2 separate regions of the Mus musculus genome follow, and region 1 is linked to region 2. The links are chromatin loops, found by intact Hi-C in ENCODE. Cell type or tissue: left cerebral cortex. All regions are shown on one strand. Links, peaks and the distances in the headings refer to the core of each region. The heading gives the core; the rest is flanking DNA.

Region 1 (11,742 bases), core at 4,367-9,366, 78 kb after region 2:
AGTAACTACCCAGAGCCTATTCTAACTGCTCTTATGCGGCCTCTCCACTTCTCATCTAAGTAAGGCAACGGAAAAGAGAGAGAGCACAAAGTCAACTCTACAACTAACCCTGGTGCTGAGTTACTTTCTGAAAGCACAGCTTACGCAAATAGGCCCCTGGCAGGCACTGAAGTTAGACATTTAAATAGCTGCCATGGACAAGTGTGTGGTGACTTTATCAGAATCAAGAGAATGATATTTTGGATCACTCAGTAATTAGTTCAAAGCCCAGAGAAATAATCAACCAGCTAGAGATCCTGAGATCTCCCACATAGGGACTCTGTAATAATGAAGCCCTGGTGAAGGCTGGACTCTGTTCACCCCATGAGACATCTAGAAGAAGCTAGCAGCCTGAAGATGAGCCCAGGCATCTGAGTCACATGAGGGTTCCAGAACTGCATCAAGAAGCACCTTTGTTTCCAAGTAAGAACTTTCACATTTCATCAAGCCTGCAAACTGGTCATCTCCCTTTAATCAAAAAGGGGCGCAGTAATTACAATGTCTCTTTCTAGATTTGGCCATATAAAACATGGAATGATTTAATCATAGCAGTCTATGCTACTGAAAACACTTCCCCCACTTTGTATGGACCTAACTAACGTGAAACAAGAATATATTCCAAAAAGAAGACATCAGACATCGGCCAGTGGTGGCCCTTTAATCCCAGCACTTGGGAGGCAGAGGCAGGCGGATTTCTGAGTTCGAGGCCAGCCTGGTCTACAGAGTGAGTTCCAGGACAGCCAGCAGGGCTATACAGAGAAACCCCAGTCTTGAAAAAAGAAAAAAAAGCCATCAGACATTTACACTTGAGTAAGACTGAGAGACCTACCAACAAGCAGTATCCCTCACACCTAGTTTAAGAGTAACTACTCCGTTTTTTTCTGGTTTTGGAGGGTGGGGAGTGGGGGAGGGGGTGCCTTTGGAAAATATGAATGAGCACACAAGGAGCCCAATGTCCCCGGAAATAAAGCCTCCTTCACATTTGACTGTTTACCCTAATCAAGTTCTCCTCAGGGTGTGTTGCAAATCAACTCTTTAAAATTCTGTTATCAGATTGAGGGGCCCAGTCTCCTTCCTTGTCTACTGCCCACTTAAGCAGCTCATCTACCAGACACCAGATGCACTATCCTAGCTCCAGAAACTCAATGGCAAACTGCAGAAATCTTGTCCAGCATGCATGTAATTTTGGTGTGCAATGTATCTCTCAGACGTTCTCTTATACATTAGAAGTTGCTCCCTTGATCTAATTTGAAGACTTGTTCTCTGTGGCATACAAGCAGAGTCAAAGCTCACCTGTCACCACTTGTTCTTAACCCATCTAAAGGAAAATATGAAAGCTAAAATGAGGTCGTGTATGAAAACCACTTGCCCATTATTGAAGGGAGGGAATCCTCTTAACATCTTTTAAAAGCATTTTGTAGCCTGGCAAAGTAGCATGCTTTTGACTCCAGCACTCAGAAGGCAGAGGCAGTTGGTGAGGCTAACCTATCTACATGGTGAGTTACAGACCAGATGAGGCTACAGGGAGCCTGTTTCAAAACGCAAACAAAAAATAAAAAATAAACATAAAAAACCAAAGCAAAACAAAATGGGCAGGCCTTTAATCCCAGCACTAGGAAGGCAGAGGCAGGCAGATCAAGGCCAGCCTGGTCTACACTGCAAGTTCCAGGTCAGCCAGCGGTAGTGAGAGTGTTGGGGGGGGGGGGGTGCGGGAAGCAAAGAATAAGTCTAAGAGAAATAAAACCAGTATCTCAGAAACACACTCAGACCCTCAGGCTAGCTATCTACCATTTACGTATATGTGTAAACACATACATAGACCTATGCACACACCCCAAAGCAATCTTGCTTAACTTCTCCCTTCTTGCTACTCATTAAGTCTTACGAAATGCAAAAACTGCTCCCAGCTTCACAACTCTTCAATGATCCAAATCCGCCTTTGCTGATGCATTCAGTCCTCCAGATCCGAAACTGTTTTGTGGAACAGAAACACTAAGCAGCACACAAGTGCTATTTGCAAGCATTAACCGCGTCACCAAAAGTGACAGGACCAGCCCCAGCAGTAGCGACGCAAGGCCAAACCCCAGGGTTTATGATTTCCACAAATTGAGCCCAGGCCCAAGGTTAGCGGCCGCACCTCCACGGCGGAGACCCGCACGGGCAAGACGCAGGGGTGGCGGACCGCACGCCCCGCCCCGCCCCGCCCCGCCCCACCGGAGCGCTGCAGTCCCCACTCGGCGGCACAGGACCCCTGTCCTCCACGTACCTGCTTTGCACACCGGGGCGCTGGGGCTCCTCTTCTCCGCCGAGGGTCGGCCCTGCTCTGGGGACCTCCTCCGGTGGCGGACGCGGGCGGAGGGTGGGGCCGCAATCACCTCGCTCGGCCACAGGTGGGTGGGCGACGAACTGGGCGACGACACGGTGCCCAGCAGGGGCGGTGGCGGCTGCGGGCGCGGAGGACTGCTTCGGGCCCCAGGCGCCGTGCCGCGCGTGGGGCTGGTACCGCGCGTGGACGTCACGGACGCTCCCGTCTGCGTGGCCACCGTGGGGCTGGTACGCGCCGCCGCGCTGCCGCCGCCGCCGCGCGTGGGGCTGGTGCTGCGTGAGGCGGTGCGCGGGCCGCCACTGCCGCCGCCGCCCGAGGGGCCTGAGGCGCCTCCGTTGCCTCCGTTGTTGCCGCCGCCGCCGCCGCCCCGCGTGGGGCTGCCATGTTGCTGCTGCTGCTTCAGCTGGAACGGCACCGTCGCCCTCATGGGCTGCAGGCGGCTCCCAGGGCCCCCGGGCGGGCCGACCGCGCCACCCGCGAGGGCGCCGGCGGGCGTGGGAGACCCATTGCGCCTCACCCGCTGGGACATGGTCCCCCCGCCCCAGAGACGGCGGCCGGGGGTGCTGGGCGGCGGGGACCGGCTGCTCGGGGCCCGAGGGAAGGCCTGAGCCAGCGGGTGACGTAGCCTGACTTCAGGACCAGGGGGCGCGCGGGCAGCGACGGGCACCGACGAGGTGATGCAGCCGCCGCCGCGGCTCCTCATCAACAATAGTGTCTCCTCCGTTGTCCCCGCCCCCTGCCGCCGCTCATTGGTGTAGCGTCAGCGCGCTCGAGCCACTCGGCCTCGCTGATTGGCTGCGCGCATCTCGGCTCCCGAGGCTGCTTCTGCTCTTTAAAGAGAAAGAGGCCCGCCCCCGAGGGGTCGGGCGGCGGAGGAAACCGGCCGTGGCAGGAGGAGGGGTGCGGAGGGAACGCTTGTGGCTTGTGTAGAGGGATGCGGGGGTGGGGGGTGAGGGGGGGTTGCGTGCGTGTGCGGACGTGTGTGCGTGCGTGTGTGTGTGTGTACACGTGCGTGTACGTGTAGGCGCGCGCCCGGCCACGCGCGTCCCTGTTTCCCGCTGGAGGGAGCCCCTGGGACTCCGGGAATTTGGCCAAAGGGACGGACTGTACGGGACCACGGTGTCCCCGGGGATGGTCTGAACCGACTCTTTCCCTCTGAAACTCATTTCCTTACAGCAGTGGTGTCTGTAAGTTAACACGTACGCACATCTCTTTGGAGACTCCCCTCACCCCCGCCCCCCAATCTTTTTGTTCTGCCCTAATTCCATCTACCTATGAGCAGGGCTCTAAAATAAAAGAACTTTAATTCTAGGGTATTTTATATCTTTCTTCTCTTTTCTTTTTGGCGCTACAAAGATTCAAATATCAGAACGATTATATTTGCAGGTTAGAATGCAACTTTAGATGGTATCTGTGAAGTTCAGTTATCGAGTAGTGTTGCTACTAGCCCCCACCCTTATAGATCTCAAGTAATAAAGAATTTATTTAATCAGTTACTTTACAGTTCCCTTATACCTTAGAAAGATGCAAGTTTATAAAGTGCTGTGGCCTCCACTTGCTCCTCTCTATTTGAGACAGAACTGGGTGCACCACCCATATTTATTTATTTATTTATTTATTTATTTATTTATTTATTACATTTATGTATCTGGTTTGTGAATAAGCATGTGCATGCATGTAGAGGTCAAAGGACAGCCTGTTCTTTTCTAACATGTCTGTGCAGGGAATCAGACTCATGCATCAGACTGAGCCGTTTCATTGGCCCACCATTCATAGTTTAGTCTGGTGGAGAAAATAAGTCTCCATGGCTTTCATAAGAACTCTCTGAAAGGCAAGAAATTCTAAAGTAATCATAATACGCGGGTTCCTCTTCAATTAAAAAGTCGACATGCAGACTGCACGTGGCATCCTTAATCCCTTTATGGCTTTAATAGCTATACATTCTAAAAAGATCCCTTAACCAAGGCGTGGTGGTTCTGGTAACAGGTTCTAGGCCTCAAGCCCTATTGGGTTCCTGTAGAAAGCTGTTAGATAGGTTCCTAGGGTCCTGGAGACAGTCAGATCCCCCACATAGCCTGTGATCTCAGGTATGTCCATAAACAAGTTTCTTATTTGTAAGGTGCAGCTAAGCAATACCATCTGCTACAGACAGTTCTAAATATTAACCAAGGATTTGATGAGAAGAGGCTGTGCAGGAAGTTCTCAGAACTCCTTTTCTAGCAGTCTCTCTCCATTCATTCATTCATTCATTCATTCATCATTGTACATATATGTGTGCATCCCAACAGACAAAACCTCAGAAAAGACCTCAGAAAAGTAAAGACATTCTGTTACTAAGTCTTTCTGTCTTACTCAAGTGTAAATGGCCAATGGCTTCCTTTTGAAATATATTCTGGTATCCTAGGCTCTCTGATAATTTGTTTTGTTTGTTACTGACCTAAAGGCCTCCTTTTTTTAAGCTAAAAAACTGTTTTCATCAGATAAGCTGTATTAGATCAAAAGTTAAAATGGTTTGCATAGTTAAAACATGGTCTGCTGAAGCTAGTTGCTTAGTTCCTTTTTTTTTTAAACAGGTAGAGTCCCATATAGTTCAGACTAGCCTGAAACTCACTATGTAGCTGAGGACAGTCTTAGATCCCTGATCCCTCTTTTCTCCACCACTTGAAAATTAAGCTTTATAGGGCTGGAGAGATGGCTGAGCGGTTAAGATCACTGACTGCTCTTCCAGAGGTCCTGAGTTCAATTCCCAGCAACCACATGGTGGCTCACAACCATCTCTAAGGGATCTGATGCCTTCTGGTGTGTCTGAAGACAGCTACAGTGTACTCAACATAAAATAAAAAGAAAGAAAGAAAGAAAGAAAGAAAGAAAGAAAGAAAGAAAGAAAGAAAGAAAAGAAAATTAAGATTTATGCCACCATGGCCAGTTGGAACTCAAAACTGACTGATGTCTCCTTTGTTCACGTTTTCCTGTAGCTGTGTTTCTCACAGGATCACAGATCCAATGGGTATGAAAAAACAAAACAAAACAAAACAGCCCTTTTATCTCATTTAACCTGCCTGCTTAATTCATAGACCTAGAGCTGAACTTTCAATGAGAACCAGTATTAGTCATTGAAGCCGCCTTTATACTAAAGGCTATTGTAGTTACTTGTAAATTAAAAACTATGTAATCATCAGAATATCTTAGCAATCAAAACATAAATAGTTAGAATTGTAGCATTGGGTGCCTTGGAGTAGTTCTGGGGGGTTTTTTTGTTTTGTTTGGTTTGGTTTTGTTTGGTTTGTTTTGGTTTAGTTTTTTTTTTTTTGGTTGTTGTTGTTGTTGTTTTTTTTGTTTTTTTTTGTTTTTTGTTTTTTTTTGGTTTTTCAAGACAGGGTTTCTCTGTGTAGCCCTGGCTGTCCTGGAACTCACTTTGTAGACCAGGCTGGCCTCGAACTCAGAAATCTGCCTGCCTCAAGTGCTGGGATTAAAGGCGTGTACCACCACCGCAGGGCTTGGTTCTGTTTTTAAGTGAATGGAAATGAATAAAAGCATCCTTAGCTGTCATCCTGGTCCATTGAAGAATCAAGGCAAACAATACATCAAGGTAAGGTAGGAGTCTTTGTGCTCTGGCTCCTCTCTGAAGAGTGGCCTTGTTTGTCAAGAATCAGGCGAATCAGGCAAATAAGCACCCTTCTGCTTGAACCCCACGCCCCTCAGGAAATGATTCTTTCCAAGGTTGAAATGTGACTTATGAAATTTTAGGCAAGAAGCAACACATTTGAATTTATCTGTATTTGAACTCGAGGTTCTTCCAGGTGTGAGGCAATCCCAGCACAGCAAAATAGTAACACACGAACCTCAGAAGATAAAATTATTGACAGACTTATTTGCTTCTGGGTCTGCTCAACTCTTTACAAGAAAGAAGTTATAAATTTAAAATTTTTTAATATATATATCTGAGTAATTTGCCTGTGCTTCAGGGCATCCAGTGTTCATGGATACCGGAAAGCAGTGGGTGTTGGGTGTGCTGGAAATAGAGTTACAGATGTTTCCTAGCTGCTATGTGGGTGCTGGGAATTGAACCCAGTTCTGTTAACCTCTGAACCATGTTTCCTATTCCCAAGAAAATGTTTGGTTTTTTTTAAAGAATTATTTATTATACATAAGTACACTGTTGCTGTCTTCAGATATACCAGAAGAGGGCATCAGATCTCACTATGGGTGGTTGTGAGTCACCATGTGGTTGCTGAGATTTGAACTCAGGACCTCCGGGAGAGCAGTCAGTGCTCTTACTCGCTGAGCCATCTTGCCAGCCCAAAAATGGGTTTTTATGACTCTTATTTTTTCTTTATTTTTTTTCAAGCTCCTTTAATTATAATAAAATCATCTCCATCCTTCTACAAGTATTTCTAAAATGTGATTGAACAGAATATATATATATATATATATATATATATATATATATATATATATATATAGTCACTAAATTGCTCATTATGACCACAAACTCTTTCAACTTTAAAATCGAAGAAATAAATAAAAGGGGGGAATAAAATAGACAAAATTAAAATTTTAAGTGCATTATAGTTACAATAATGCAAAACTGTGCACATAAAATACTAGAGAGTAAAATAAATACATGACACGTCTGAACGGTAGTGGCACACACGGTCAGTCCCAGCGCTCAGGAAGCAGAGGCAGGTGGATCTCTGGGAGTTGGAGGCCAGCCTGATCTACAGAGTGAGTTCTAGGACAGCCAGGAATATACATAGAAACACAATCTCAAAATAAATAATAATAATAACAATAATAATACCATTTTGAGATAGAATTTGTAGAGGTGTTATTTTCTCCAAGAAATATGGGATGCTGATTTCCTATTTAGGAAGAGGATTCATAAAGCTTAAGTTGCTAATTGGTGTTTTCTTTTTTTTTTTTGTTTTTTTGTTTTTGTTTTGTTTTGTTTTGTTTTTTTCGAGACAGGGTTTCTCTGTATAGCCCTGGCTGTCCTGGAACTCACTTTGTAGACCAGGCTGGCCTCAAACTCAGAAATCCACCTGCCTCTGCCTCCCAAATGCTGGGATTAAAGTCGTGCGCCGCCACCACCGCCCGGCTTAATTGGTGTTTTCTACTTAAAACCCAACTGCTAGTTTGCCTCAGATCCTCAAGGTCTTTCAGGCACTTCCTTGTCCCTTTGATGGCTTGTGCACTCTGATATTGAAATAGGGAAAGCACGAGCCTGGAGAGATGGCTCAGTGGTTAAGAGCACTAACTGCTCTTCTAGAGATCCTGAGTTCAATTCCCAGCAACCACATGGTGGCTCACAACCATCTGTAATGAGATCTGATGCCCTCTTCTGGTTTTTTTTTTTTTTTTTTTTTTTTTGATGACAGCTATAGTATATTCACATACATAAAATAAATAAATCTTTATAAAGAAAGAAACAGGGGAAAGTACCTCAGGAGCCAATCTTGCCTTTCAGTCCTTTTAGACAACAATAGCTGTGCCTAGAAGTCCACACGGTTTCCTATTTAGCTGCCTGTACAGCATCCCTTATATATCTTGTCTATATCTCCAAACTGATCCCCACATGATTCATCATCCCCTGGACACTCATCTGCCACTAAATGGCTCCTCTTCCATCTTACTCAGTTATCACACTCACTGGTCTGAATCAAAACTCTTAGAGGTTCTCTAGCCTACAGGAAAGCCAGTAAAACACTCGACCTTGTCATCTGATGTCCTGAAACTCGTGTGAAAAGAACATTCTCTAAACTCCACCCCTTTTAGTCATGCCTCTGTTCCCTTCCACCCTTCCTGGATAGTCTCTGCCATGCCCTACTCTTCCAAGTGCCCACTTCTCCAAGCTTACTCCTCCCCACCAGAGTTAATCCCCTCCACCTACACACATTGTTCATCTGCTTCCTTTTGTTTTGAGACAGAGCCTCTCTATTTTGTAGCTCTGACTGTTTAAGAACTCATTGTATAAACCAGTCTGACCTTGAACTCACAGACATGCATCTGTCTCTGTCCCCCAAGTGCTGTGATTAAAGGCCACCACACCAGCTTGTTACCGTGGCTTTTAAAACCTGAATTTGAGCTGCTTGCTGTGTACAAACCTGCAATCCCAAAGCTAGGGAGACAAAGGCAGAGGATCATTAATTTGATCTACAGAGCATAACAACACACACATACATGCACACACACATACATGCGCGCGCGCGTGCACACACACACACACACAGACTTGGGGCTGAAGATGGATGGCTCAGAGATAGCATGTTTGCCCAACATATTCAGACTCCAGGTTCCATACCCAACACCACAAAATAAACAGAACGCTCACACCAGAGCACCTTCCTCTACTGCACAGCTTTCTGTTTCCCTTCAGATACAGCCTACCAATTACTGAGGCTTACCACATCTCTCCGGCCCTCCTCTACCTAACTCTTCCTCAGTAGGTTCCAGCCACCCAGACATTCTTTCATTTCCCTAAGTTCTGGGCACTCTCGTCCCAAGTTTTCACACTTACTATTTCCTGTGCTTGAAACCACTCCTTCCTCTCATCATCTGCTCCAGTCTTAATTACTTTATTTTTTTTATTCAAGGAGGCAGGAGGTTGCCTTCTTCTCCCCTTAAATCCACTTCCCTGTATTCACATGTTCCTGCTGTGGCCATAACAACACGGTTATTTAGTAATCAGAGTTCCCTCTCAATGTTCAGTTCATTAACCCTCTCGACACTCATTGTGAGCCTTCTGTGTGTGGAGCATGTAATGGCTCTATAGTGCTGGGCAACTCCACACGCTCCATGGACCTAGCAATGAGCAAATAAACAAAACACACATGTGTACGCACATGCAACCGTATGTGTAAGTTATTGCCCATGGCAAAATTCTATGAAGAAAATTACAGCGTCATAAGAGAACAATGGAGACCTAGCTAAACTAGGCAAGAACTCTTTTCTCAAGATAGGACTTTTAAGATGAGACCTAAAAGATAGAGCTATCATAAAAGAATATTCCAGACAAAATAGCTATTTGGACTCAAGAAAAGAAAACCTCTATGTGTTTAAAGAAGCCAAATAAAGCCAGTGTCCAGAAGGCAAGGGTGGTTCAGAGGTAAGACTTGGAAGGTAGAGGCATGTGAGAGAGAAACATGGATGCCCTGGTAAGAGGTTCAGGTTTCATTCCTTTGATCTGTCTGTTTTGTCTTTTGAGACAGGGTTTTGCTATGTAGACTACGTTGGGCTCAAACTCACTATGTAACCCAGGCTAGCTTCAAACTTTTAGGCTTTTTAAAACTGTGTACATATACATGGTATGTAGACATGTGTGTTTGCATACATATGGGCATGTGCATGTAGAAGTGCAGGCCCATTGTGCACATGTGTGTAGAGGCACGAGGTTGGTGCTGGGAGTCTCTTCTGTGCCTCTCCATGAACCTGGAGCTCATTGATAAGGCTAGGATCCTTCTTCTCTGCTTTCTTAGTTCTAGCATTACAGGCAGGTCAACATACTCACCCAATACTTAAATGGGTTCTGGGAACATCTAGCCCTCACATTTGCATGGAAAGTGCTTTAACCTTTGCACTCTCTGCCAAGCCTGGTACCTTCAAACTACTGACTCAGCCACCAGAGTCCTGGGATTACAGGTGAATGCCAGAACACCCCACTTAAATCAGATTGTATTCTAAGTACTGTAGTTCATTTTGAATAAAGCTAGGCCCCATCTATCGCCTGTCTGAGCAGAATGTCTAATTGGAAAGCAACAACAGATACCAAAAATAGAAACAAAAAGCAACCTGATATTTGCTGAAGTGTGTGAACACAAAGGGGTATTTCTTTGCACAAGACTCAATGCATATCTCCAAGTCCTACTTGTCACAACCTAGACTCTAATTTGTTTGTTTTTTTACAGGCAGGTTTTCTCTGTGTAACAGCCCTAGAGGTCTTGTAACTCGCTCTGTAGACCATGCTGGCCTAAGATTTGCCTGCCTCTGTGCCCCACCATGCCCTGCCAATCTTTCTTCTTAAACATTAACCCCTGTGTCACATGTGGACCTGGATTCTCTTTCTTTGGTCTACTCCTCTCTGGATCCATTTTGTTCTCTGAATAACTCCATGCCTTTGTTAAAAGCGCCCCCTCTGACCTCACCAGGCTGCATCTCTGCTACCAAATCCTGATCACAACAGAAGCCAGAGGCTGAATCTTCCCAGCTAAGTGTGGCACAGAGAGAATTAACGAGACTTCTGTTTTGTGTTTATCACCAGTGACTTTTCTGTTGCTTTCATACTGGGAATCCACTTGGCTTGTAGAAGAGCAAGAGGAGCAAACAGACAGTGGGATAAAACTCAGACTCAGTGCCGGCTGTTGGTAGGACACACCTGTAATTCCAGTACTTGGGAGGCAGAGGCAGGAGCATCTCTGAGTTCAAGACCAGTCTGGTCTACACAGTGACTGAGTTCCAGGACAGCCAGAGTTACACAGAGAATTTCTGTCTCCCAAACAAACAAACAAACAAACAACCTCCCATTCAGAGATGTCAGGCCAAGGATATGAATCTAGGCACACTATTTGAAGCACTGTGAGCAACATACTAGAGATTGCAACTGTCTTGCCTCAGCACACTGCTCAACACATACTCAGTGCCAAAAATGTACACTGTAAGCTCTGGTCTGCTTATTTCAGATCCACCCCTCATGCCCAGCACATGGTATGTGGCTGGGACTCAGTTTCCCGAAAATGGAATGAACGGCTTAGCAAACATCACTCACTGCAGCACCTACAACTTTTAGAATCTAAAACCAAATTGCTTTTTTTTTTTTAAACCACAAGCTGGAACCTCAATTCAGCAAACCACTTTTAAAAACTTGATAAGACAAGCGCATGACCACCTTGTGGCATAAATAAAGGAACCAGGGGTGGGGGCGTAACTCTGCGATAGGCAGAATATCTCTTGGGGAGGAGAGGACCTCGCTCACCTCAAACTAGAATTTGACTTTTTGACTCTCACTGCATCCTTCATTCTAGAGAAACTTTCCTTTTTTCTTTCTTTTTTATTAATCATTTATTCCTTTACATTTCAAATGATATCTCCTTCCCGGTCACCTCTCCACAAACCCTCCATCTCCTCCCCTCCCCCCTCTCCTTTTCCTCTATGAGGGTGCTCCTCCACCCACTCACCCACTCCCACCTCACAGCCCTAGTTTCCCCCTACACTGGGGCATCAAGCCTCCACAGGACCAAGGAGTTCCCTTCCCACTGATGCCACATTAGGCCATCCTCTGCTACATATGTATCTGGAGCCATGGAGCCCTCCCTGTGCACTCTTTGGTTGGTGGTTTAGTTCTAGAGAGATGTTTCATTCTCAACAGAGCCTCTCCTGCTCGA
Region 2 (11,742 bases), core at 198-5,197:
AGGTTGATTCAGATTGAAATTACATGTAATGTCCAAGTCATGGAATATATAGTGAGCTATTTTTAAGGAGTAAACCAGAGTGGGTGAATGCTATCCACTCCACACGCCCAGCAACCTGGCCTAACCCTGTGAACTGCCCCTGCGGTCTCTAGAAAGCCAGTTTCAGGTCACTGGTGCATGGGCTGCAGATTCACTTGAGGGTCAAAAACAAATTCAGACTTGTTCCTGAATATCTTAGCCTTAATGAACTATTATCTCTTCAGAAGCACTTTCTGTCTGTTGAGTTAAAATTTCCAGTACACGGTACTTTCATTGTGTTGCCAAGATTTATCACCAGGATTACTATTACGAGTCACAGTCTAAGGCTAGTGCCAGTGCAACCACTGCCATCAACCTCAAGAAATGATAGCTTAGGTCGTCTGTGCTACTCTTCTTTGTGAGGGTGTTCTTCCAGTGAGTTAGTTCACAGTTGTGAGAATACAGTCAGAGCACTTACCAGAAAGACAGATGCTGGGAAGGCACACATTATCCTAGGAACAACTTTCTCAAAGTGGGTATCTTTTATACTGAGCGGGGAAACACCTATATCCTACTTTATTTTATCCCAGATAGCACTTCACACAAAGTTAGACAAGCTCCAGCAAGCCACCTGTCTTCTTCTCAAGAGATGCAAGAATGGAAGGCTATGCTATCATGTGTAATTTGTATTTTCTGAGATTTTAATTATACAATATAGCTCTAATATCATTAGAAACAAATTGTATTTCAAAAAATTAGATTTCATTATTTACACATCGAAAGGAATTTCCACTTTGAATATTCACTTCACATTACCTATTGTTCTGGATATTTATCTCATCCTTCCTATCTCATAGGTCTAGAAATATACAGAGCTTACAGCATTAAGATGGTAACTTAAGTGTGCTCTTGCTCTCTCTTGAGCATCTATAATAAAGACTACAGATAGCATAAAGCAATGTGTTCTCTAAAGTGTTCAATCTAAATACAACTCTTTTCCTATTTTTGAGATTTACCTCTGGACCACAGTCAAGGAATCTAAGACAAGGTGATGAAAACACCCCAAAGCCTAGCTGGGCTCACTGGGTGAAGTACCTGTGTAAACCTAAGACCTGCCTGTCACCCCAGGAACTGGATGTAGAGATGGGCAAATATTCGGGGCTGGCTAGCCAGTCCAAACAGCTCTAGGCTCAGTGAGAGACACCATCTCAAAAATTGACTGGTGGCTGGCTACTCTTGCAGAACAATCTAAGTTCTATTTACATGTGGCCCCCAGGTCCACATTAGGCAACTCACAACTGCCTCCAATTCTAGCTACAGGGAGATCTGCCACTGAGCTCTGTCTTTGGTATTTAGTCAACACCATATTCTCCACTTAGTGAACTACTGCCCAGAGTAAATACAAAATCAAAAATCAAAAGGTCTGCCTACGAGTAACAGGATTTTAAGTGTTTATTTTTACATTTTGTACATTTAAAACTTCCCACTAGCTAGGTACACCAGTGTGGTCCTTTCCTACTCTCTTCCATGACCTAGAAAAGTTGAAATGCATAGGTAAGAGGTAGGGGTTCACATCCCATTTTGCCTACTTCACATGTGCTTGGGTGCCAGCTCTCAGTCCCTACATGCTTGTCCAGACCTGTGGTACTCTTTTCCATTCAACCTCCCCTCAGGGGACAATGCCTGCACTGGTTCTAGTGAACTTTGCCCTATGGCTTTCCTGTCTCTTCTTGAGAATCACTTTATTGAGTTTCAAAGTAATACCCTCTAAAAAAGGCCAGGTGTGGTAGTACAGACCTTTTATCCCAGCACTTAGGAGGCAGAGGCAAGAAGATCTCTGTGAGTTTAAGGCCAGCCTGCGGTACACAGTATGACCATTTCCCAGACAAGTCAAACGAAAAGAAAAGCCAAAAAACCAAAACAGCTGGAGAGATGACTCAGGTTGAAAGCTACAGTTAACTCCTGTAGATCCCAGGTTCAGTTCTCAGCAACTGCAAGGCTCACAATTGCTCTTGTAAGCAACTCTTACTCATCTAAAACAAAAAATACTCTTTAAAAAAAGGGAGAAAAGAAATTATTCATGCCTTTACCCTGTTAGGCACACCAATACACACCCACACACACACAAAATCCATTCTACTGTCTTCTTATAACACAGCAAGCAGAGATTTTAACCACGCTGAGACTGGGGATGCAGCCAAGAGTCTAGCATGCTCAAGGCGTTAACAAGCACCACTGTTAAGTATCTCAATAAGTAAAGGAAAAGAAATGTGACTGAATTTCAGATTCTCTAAAAGGCAATGTTTCTCATTTCTGTGGACATAGCAAGATTAAAAATAGTCACCAACTTATGTCATAAACTAGTTGGTATCTGTGGTGCCCTTTCTTTGGGCCTCTGAACCAGGCTACCAGGAGCTGTGTCCACAAGGAGAACAAGGCTCAGTGACAGACAATCAGATGATGTATCAACCCTGTTGGTGCAGGGTAGGAATGCAAGGCTGCATGGTCCAGAACCCATTCCGGAGACAAGACACAGAAAAACACACTGACATTTCCCAGATAGGACTTGAATTGGTTACTTATTCCAATTTTGTTATCTGTAAGACAGTTTCTTGTTTCTTGGGAGACCATAAGGAATGTGATGTAACAGATACTGCCTGGCAACTGATCTGGAGTTGGTAAACACGTTCTCAGCTACAAGCTTTGACTACTTTATACCTGAGAAGCCAAAATGAACTTCAGACCATTTCTAAGATGGATTCCTCCCTTTTTAGCTTTCTTACGATTAAACACACTTACCTGACAAAAAATAAAATAAAATAAAATAAAACAAAACAAAACAAAACAAACAAAACCAAAGCAAGGTGTTGACCTGCAGTTCCCTTGTACCACTTAGGTGACAGCAGCTCTAGTTGTACATGTTTGGTTCCAAGTCAATGACCACTAAGCAGCAATGATAGAACTTACCACACAAAATGTGCCAATGCAGGGTTGTTTCCCTGCAGACCACCTGCACCCTTTCTAGCAAGGCTACTTCAGACAGGCTGAGACAAACACTAGTTTTTTTATGTCTCAGCATTCATGACAAATCTTTTACAATATGTTTCAAATCAAACCAACTGTGATCTGAATGAGAATGGCCTGCATTAGGTTCATATACTTAAATGCTTAGTCACCATACAGTAGAACTGTTTGGGAAGGATTAGGAGGTGTGTCACTGGGAGCAGGCTTTAAGGTTTCACAAGGTCATGTGAAGTCCAATGTTCCTCTGTCTGCTGCCTGTAGATCTCTTAGCTACTGCTCCAGCACCATGCCTGTTTGCTTTCTGTTGTGATGATCAGGGACTAAACCCCATTTAAATGCTTTTAGCATCATTAACCCCCCCCCCCACAAATATACATTTAATTTGTATCTAATGCAGTAGTTCTTGCTTAATTTTTATCATAACCCTCAGTAAGAAACAATTTTACACTATACCCTGCTGTGTATCTCTAACAGTTTTGAGATGGTGGACAGCCCCCCCCCCCCCACCGGCCCCGCTAGCATGCACAAAGCCAGAGCTCCATCTGGAGGAAACAAACAAAAAACCACACACAACTAGTCTCCTTGGGAGAAAACTTGTTTTCTATTCTGCCAGGTAGACTTATTTAATTCAAGACTAGACCATGGTTTAAAACCACTGAACCAAAGAGTTACAAAGGCTATTCATTGGTCTAGTAACTTGGGTGTGATAGTATACATTTGTAATCTCAAACACTCAAGAAGCTGAAGCAGGAGGATCTTGAGTTTGAGGCTAGCTTGGGCAATTTAGTAAAGGGCTGTCTCAGAAGAGAAGCAGGTGTGTTAGGTAAGTGTGGCAGGCAAACGGTAGTGTGTGTGGTGTGTGCAAAGACCTGGGTTTGTTTTGTACTTAGCTTGTTTTCCTCCTGCGTCTGCCTCTACAGTGCTGGGACTAAAGGTATGCCTCAATATGGCTGGCAGAATGGGACATTTAGTAAGAGGTCGGTAACAGGTTTATGAGGTGTTAGTATAGAAGCCACACCATTTGGGGGTGGGAACTGAATCCAGTGCTCTTAAAAACTGCGTTCTCTCTCCAGCTTATTTATCTTTTGAAACAATCCTACAACATAACCCAGGCTGACCCTAAATTTGTAATCCTCTTATTCTTTCACGTGCTGGGAATGTGGTATGCCACCATGCCCGGCTCAAAAATAGACTTTAATAATGTTAACAAATGAGAGGATCAAGCTCCTCTCACTTATTAAGCAGGGCTCCTCTTCCTAGGTGGTTACATGATCTTCACAGGGCTGATCTGGCCAGCTCTAGTTCATATAGACTCAACACCCGAGACCAAACAATCTTGCAATAATTTTAAAAACAAAAAAAACCTTCTCCATGTAATACAGAACACTCATTTCCCCAGCTTAATAATCTCTAACAAACAAGGGATTCATGGATTACTTATGAGTGAATCCCTGTCAGTGTGCGTTTGTGTGTCCATGTCTGCTGTGTACTTATAAGGATAGGCTACACTCAGTTCTAAGGCAGTCAGGGGTGGCCAAGAACAGCCTTGTAAGAGAATAAACTATACATAAGCTACACAGGGCTAGAAATGCCTAAAAATAAGTGAACTGTGAGTTTGCAGTGACATTCATAAAAACACACAGAGAAAGAAAGACTCAAGAACAACAGACTTTATTTGAACATAGGAAGTTCTATTCCCTGTGACAAAGCAGTAAGTGCTCAGGTTCAGGGACACAGTCCACAACAATACTTATCATCACTGGAAATGCTGTTTTTGGGGGAGAATTTTGTTGTAACTTTAAAAAATTGCATTAAAAAATTTACATCAACAGAGACAAAGATGCACTGTTTAAAAAACATAAATTATATATCTCCAACAGGACTGTATAAACAAAGTACTGTTCAGAGCCACTCTGCAGGGTCACTAATGAAGGCAGAGCAACCAGAAACCTTAAAGTGCAGGGCTATGCATCTTGGCTTTATTTAGCAAATCCAGCATTTCCATTGGTCCAGTTTGACACCCCCCACACCAGCATTAAGGAGTGAATCTCAACTTTACAAATTTAGTAATGGCAAGTTTACTTTAGTTTCCTAAAAGAAAACCTCAGGATCTCAGTTCAATCCCAGACAGAGAAAGCTCTCCATGGGGCCACTGTGTTTAGACCTTCTCCTAGGAAAAGCTAACTGTTTCTTTAATCAAAACATTAAAAAATAAAAATAAAAAGCAGCCTTTCTCTGTTGCCAGATACACTCCAATTAGCAACAGTATCTATAGAGAGGCAGATTTGGTTATGGTCCTAGGTCTAAGTAAGAAACACTGTAAACAAAATGAAGGATCTGGTATAGGAAAAAAAATTGACATTCATACCATATTTAACCAAAGAAAGCAAAACTACTAGTTTTTTAAACACAACTGCCCATAAACCAGTGATAAGTAACAGACTTACCGTGTCAGAAGCAATAATCACTGCAGGGAGGAAACTGCTTGAGGGTCAAGTATAACTAAGATGGGCCAGGAACCAGGGAACAGCACCCTTAGCCAAAAAATACATGCCACCCACTTTTACTGCAATGGAACAAAATTTTTTTAATTAAAGTTTTAAATTAGGAGCTGGGGAAATAAGCCAGCGACACAGCACTTGCTCAGCATGCATGAGGCCCTGGGTTTGATCCCCAGCACTGGAAAAAAACTGTATTTGCATTGAAACTACTCTACCGCTGTACAGTTTCTACAGAATAACCTAATTATGGAGTGTGGCTTGTCAATGTAATCATGCCCACTCTACTAAGAGTAGACCCACTTTTAAAACCAAGCCCCTGGGAATTAAGAGTTAAATAAAACAGCTAGGTGGATCTACGGTTAATATATGTTAAGACTGCAATAAAGCTCATATGCTTAAAAATTAGCCCTTTGGCCCAGGCAGTTTTCTTTTTGGACATAGACCTTTTTTGTTTTTCTTTAGATCTCAGGAATGTTTGGTCACCTTATAATTCATTTATTTGCAAATTCACAATCTTCTTCCAACCAAACCTCAAACTAAAGTTCTACTTCTAGGAGCAGATGCTGACCTGAAACCTGTCCCTCTCTGTTACTTCAAGGATAGATGTAAAGGCAGAGGTGTCAATCTGCCAAACAAGTATAACAGAAAAGGGAAAAATCTATTACAGAGTAAACTCTATTTGTAAATCGAGAGATGAGATGGTATAAGATAAAGGAAAAAGAACATCAATTAACAGCATTCAAGTGGGGAAAACCCACAGAATTAAAAAGAAGACAAGCATGGTGTGGTGGCACATGCCCTTAATCCCAGCACTTGGGAGGGGCATCTGAGTGCCAGGCCAGCCTGGTCTACATAATAAAAGCCATCTCAAAAACAAACAAAACAAGAACCCTTGCTTTTAAATGTCTCCTTCTCCCTTCAGATCAACTCAACAGACTGCCAGCTGCCTTTCTTCTGTACTTCTGATATTGGTAAAATGGTAAAGTCAAAAGGCCTGACAAGGCGAAAAATCAAGGTACAAAAAAACCCTAAACTGAGAAACAAAACCCAACCACCAACCAAAAAGCCTACACTCCAAAACCCGAGGCTTTTACTGACTAAGGAGCTATGCTTTACTAGTTCCCAGGAAGTTAAGATTTGGGTAAAAAAAAGTACCAAAATGTATCAGTTTTTCCAACCAAAAACTGATGGATTTTACTTAGATGTCTGAATTTATCCAATTAACCTAAATATCCTTCCTTAAAATTAAGCAGAGCCCATTTTAAACTGTCTAGGCATTCTAAGGTGACAAACAGCTTGCCAAGATGTACTGCTACCTCTTGGTTTCTCATGATGGAATGACTGGACCAGTGGATGGAATTCGCCTTCAAAATTGTGGCCCTCTCATGCAGGGTTTGCCATCTACCTGTTGTACACAGCAGCATAAGTTAGAATATATTAAAACAATGTTTACCAACACTGATGGAATTCATTTCTAAAGAGCAGCTCCTTAATTTTATTATCACACACCTAGAAATTAAATACTGTCATGTGATACTGGCAATGGTTATCAGATGAGCTCGAATCCAAAACTGTATAGACGTTCCAAAGGTACCTGTTTTCTAAGCTCTAATCCTCTTCTCTTTCCCCCAGTGTGTGGAATGTTGGAGAAGAAACTAGCAAAATCTGTAAGTAGCAAATCACAGCGCCAACACATGAAGAAAAAGTCAGTTCTCAAGATTCTGCAGCTCCCGATTGCTACTCAAAGGATCACACTCCTGGCAAACTACTAACCCTGACCAAATCCACAAGACAACACCACCACGGAAGCAGAGGGGGGATCCATGCACAGCCTTTTCAGGGTCTCTTGGGGCTATATGATACAGTGATGATCAAAGTCAGACTGACAGCGGCGAGGAAGGGCAATCACGGGACACACAGCTCACAGAAGACCAGAGAGCTCCATACTCCTAGCTAACAATCCACACTTGAGAGTTTCTTTTGGCTCACTGACTGTTAAAGCAACCTGTCTTCACACTGACTGACCACACGATGAAGTGTGAACAGGAATAGTGCAGAAAACAGCAGTTTACAAATACTTCACTCAAATCACAAACTGTTGACATCAAAAAAACATAAATCACATAATGTACAAATATTGCTTTTTATCTTTTTATATATACTTGGTTCAATGCATTACCTATCAATTCTTACTTGGGAGAAGAACAGTCATGAGATTGACATTGCTGGGGAAATGTCAACAATCCCTTTGGTCCCAAAGCTGAAAACAGCCGAGAAAAGCAATATCTAGAAAAAGGAAACAAGAAACAGAGGCCACCAAAGGATCATTGGAACATCTTGTTTGTTACTTTCAGAAAATGTGACATTGGTATTATAAAATAGTCGTTTTCATATAAAAGATGATTTTCTTGCAGCATCGATCACATCTCCCTTCAGAAATCATGTTTGCAGGGATCCGGTTTTGTATTTTGTTTTTAAACAAGTCTAATTTGAAACAAATGAAAATGTGATTTTTGTTCCTCCAAAAGTAAAGAAGAGACCTTTCAGGTTTCAGCTAGTGCTTCAAGGCCAAGCAGGTGAAGCACGTCTGTGGCCTTCATGCGCAGGGCAGAACACTCAGAGGACCACTAGTTCTTCCAGGAGCCTTGCTGTCACACCTCACTGGAAAGCCAAAGCACTTCACAGCCAACCGGGAGGACAGGATACCACATGATACCACAGTCACGTGATCTGCAGGGTTCTTAGCTCCCAGCACCCATTGCTTGAGCTGAGCCCTATCCTTCAGCTTCCTCAATGGGTTCTGGTGGTGCATGGAGGGAGGCGGATGGCAGGACTGTACTGGTTCCTCGAGATACCCGCTCTTGCTCTGTGTTTGTAGACAGGGAGGCCATAGAGATGGGCTGGAGCAAAGTGGTGGTCATGCCAGTGGTGACGGTCAGGCTGTGACCAGAGCCCTTGAGAGTAAGATCTGGTGTAGGGAGAAGTGGTTTGAGGATACTCACGAGGCAGAAAGCAGAGCCACTTTTAGGAATGAAATTCACCTTGTTTTTGTCAGGACAGTAAAAGGCTGGAATCTCATGAAGTTGTTTTGGCCTGCATACAAAACAGACAACCCACTCTTGTTAAGTCACTCAATACTGGAAATAAACTTATCATTAGAGAAAATAAGTCAATAAAAGATATATAAGGACAACTGAATCTGTCAGAAATGCCAACCTCAAAGGACCTAAATATTACCAGATATCTGACTCAGTGTTGTCAGGCACTCCCTTCGAGGGCCCTGTCACTAAGCAGAGGTCAGGCTGACACCACTTCATTTAATAGGATCTAAGATAGCCAATAGGAATATGGATATCCTAAAGCAAAAGAAAATCCACATGCATAGAGACAAATATGTTTCCAACATGATTTTTTATGAAGGGAGAAGACAAAACAATGGACTATATAAATCGTCTGGTTCTGTTTTTGCTAAATTCCACCCTACAGGACTATGCCCTGATAAGCAAAGGCTTTCTTTTCATGTATTCTTTACTTGTTTGTTTTGGGTTTTGTTTTCTTTTTTTGCTATGTTTTGTTTTGTTCAAGAAAGGTTCTTACTATTCAGCCGTGGCTGTCCTGAGCTTGCTATGTACACCAGGCTGACTTTGAACTCACGGAGATCCACTGCCTCTGCCTCTACAGCACCCAGCTTAAACTAAAACATGCACTTCCACATCCAGTTTTATCTAGTATAAGTAAAAATTTCTACATCAATTATAGAGATTTTCAGAGAAATGAAAGGTAAATGTGAAAGCAAAATAATGGAAAGCTTGTTGGGTTGCTTTAGTTTTTCTGTGATGGAGGGAATGGAACCTGAGCAGACTTTGGCCAGCTCCAGTGTATTGAGCATGGTTTGGCAGGCCTTGCCTTTCTAGCCCATTTTCCACCGTTGAGAGTATATTCCTAAAGCTAGCCACCCAGGTCTTTCCCTTATTTGGCCACTTCCTCCTCCTGAAGCTGACTATCAAGGTGCAGCAAGCAAAAGCCTCCTTTGGCTCACTTAATTAATATGCTCAATTAAAAAGAAATTTCTCATCCTACTTTGGGGTTTCCCTTGAACTTGTGTAAACTGCTGTCCCCTCTCTCTCCAGAGACAGTCCTTTTCCTCTAGGACAACCACCCCTTCTCCCTCTTGTTCCCTTCCTCTCTCCCTCGTCCTCTATCTTCTGTCTCTTATTCTCTACTCTCTGTCTTCTCTGGGGCAAACTAAAATTGCTGAGAACTTGGTCTTGGGGTCCTGAGCTGATTCTGTTCCTTATAGAACCCACCCAGGAATTTTAACCACCAAGTTGTAATTTAGTCTTCAAAGTTTTTTCCAAAGCAAACTTCTTCCCTGTTGCCAAAACCTTCCAAAACTATCCCAAAACATTTTTGTTCTTAGTGGTATTCCATGAAAATTTAAAAATTACAAATAACATAGTAATGTCACAAAATTAAAATAAAATCAAGGTGAGAAGACAACTTCGATGAAAAAAAAAAAAAACCCTGTTATCAGATGATAAAAATATTGTTTTCCTCTGCAAGATGGATATAGGTGATTGTTGCCAAGCTTGGAAGTTGAGTTCAACTCCTAGAATCCAAATGACAGAGGAGAGCCAACTTCCCTAGCTGTCCTCTGGTCTCCACACACACTGTGGCACACTCACCCATGCACCTGCATGTTTGCACACTGTGTATATAGAATCAATCATTGGTCATTCACATCTCTCCCAAAGACAACTGAGTTCAGTAAAGATGTCAGTGTGCCAAGCTGCAGGAGATTCTAAGAACAAAGTTCAATCTCTCTACGAGCAGACACGACACTAAAGAGTTCTTGGGAGGGGAGGCTCTACAGACAAACCCATTTCAATATAATCAGTTTCCTTTATAATCTGATATGATTTATGGGTTTAAAATGTTACTTAGACAAGGGAACCCATATCTTGACTGAAAGACTGTACCTAGCACAGGTGACCTGCAGGAGAGTCTGACAAACATGGTAAATTAAGGTTTGTAAAGGTTTAGATGCAACATGGGGGAGAGCTAACCTGTGATAGAGCCAAGAATCTGAAAAAAGGAAGGTCTCCTCAAACCTGTGAGCCAGCTTTAAAGAAGTAAATAACAGACTTGGTGACGGGGCTCCAACAATGTGTGTGTTCCTAACGATGCTGGGTTCAGACTCCACTGGCACTGAACACCCCAAAGACTGCAGTACAGGCAAAGAACAGAGGAAAACAGCGTTTATTTAAATCAATGGGAAGAACAGGTCAAGTACTGGCAGTATCTCTCACAAATGTTTCTGGGTGTTTTATGAAAAGAATCATACTCAATTTTTTCTAGACTCTCACTTATAAGAAAGTCAATGTTAACCTCTCTATAATAAAATAATGTTTAAATCTGAAGACAGGTTTATTAGAGATGTTAAGTTTTTATACCTCCATCTAAATAAAGACTTTTTTTTAACCTTGAACTTCTGATCTTTCTGCTCCCACTGAGTACTGGGATTACAGACGTGGCTTACCATGCCTGTCTTGCGGGGTACTGAGACTTACACCCAGGGCTTCCTTCACACTTGGCAAGCATCCTACTAAGCTATATCCCTATCACAAAGGACTAGGTTTGTCATTAATTTATTTGCCTGATGTCACCTTATTTAAAATTATTTGACAAGGCTAGGGATATTTGTGCTGTGTCTGGTTTAAAAGAAATAAATGGCTTAAGATATATGGCTCCCAGAATGAAGCTTGCATTTCCACACTACAAAAAGTAAAAAAAAAAAGAAGAAGAAGAAGAAGGGGACTTGAAAGGGGAGGGGCAGTGCTGAGGAGCATTTTTTAAATGACAGAAATGTAAAAGCCATCATGGAAATGGTAATCAAAAATACACTGAGATTCTATTTGACTCTAGTCAGAATGCTCATTCTCAAGAAAACAAACAATGCTGACCAAGAGACTAGACCCTGCATGACTACAGAGGAATGGTGAGGAAGTAAATTAATGTAGCCATAATCGATTAGTGTGGAGGTTACTACTACATGGCCTTGTGTACTGCTTCTGGGTACATACATTACTGTCTAGGCATGATCTGAACAAAGATGACACCAGCAAGCATGCTTAAGTGCACGGGGAGACCATAAGACGTCTAGGCAACTAAGGATGCTCAGAGCAGGAAAAATCATCTT

Evidence for each region. Hi-C counts contacts between places; a loop is a spot of excess contacts. Peaks named below come from ENCODE experiments on the same cell type or tissue, not always from the same donor. Only the 100,000 strongest peaks of a DNase experiment are listed, where the experiment ranks them.
Region 1: it touches region 2 in a loop (2.1-fold over the local background); 1 of 42 quality-filtered maps calls a loop at or near these places.

The regions. Positions count from the first base shown.
Region 1 is chr1:59,904,316-59,916,057 of GRCm38, reverse strand. Fam117b (family with sequence similarity 117, member B) reads right to left here and starts at 3,052. Exons shown (of 8, transcript NM_001037725.3): 1 at 2,306-3,052. The coding sequence starts at 2,894. In left cerebral cortex, for the core only: a CTCF peak has its summit at 6,501 (motif pointing right); no DNase peak of the experiment used is centred there.
Region 2 is chr1:59,978,303-59,990,044 of GRCm38, reverse strand. Fam117b (family with sequence similarity 117, member B) reads right to left here. Exons shown (of 8, transcript NM_001037725.3): 8 at 4,697-8,636. The coding sequence ends at 8,318. It overlaps Ica1l (islet cell autoantigen 1-like), which reads left to right. Exons shown (of 11, transcript NM_027407.4): 11 at 1-977. Among named protein-coding and RNA genes, the nearest start is that of Ica1l, 59 kb to the left of the region's middle. In left cerebral cortex, for the core only: no CTCF peak of the experiment used is centred there; a DNase peak (open chromatin) is centred at 2,202; H3K27ac peaks cover 543 bases.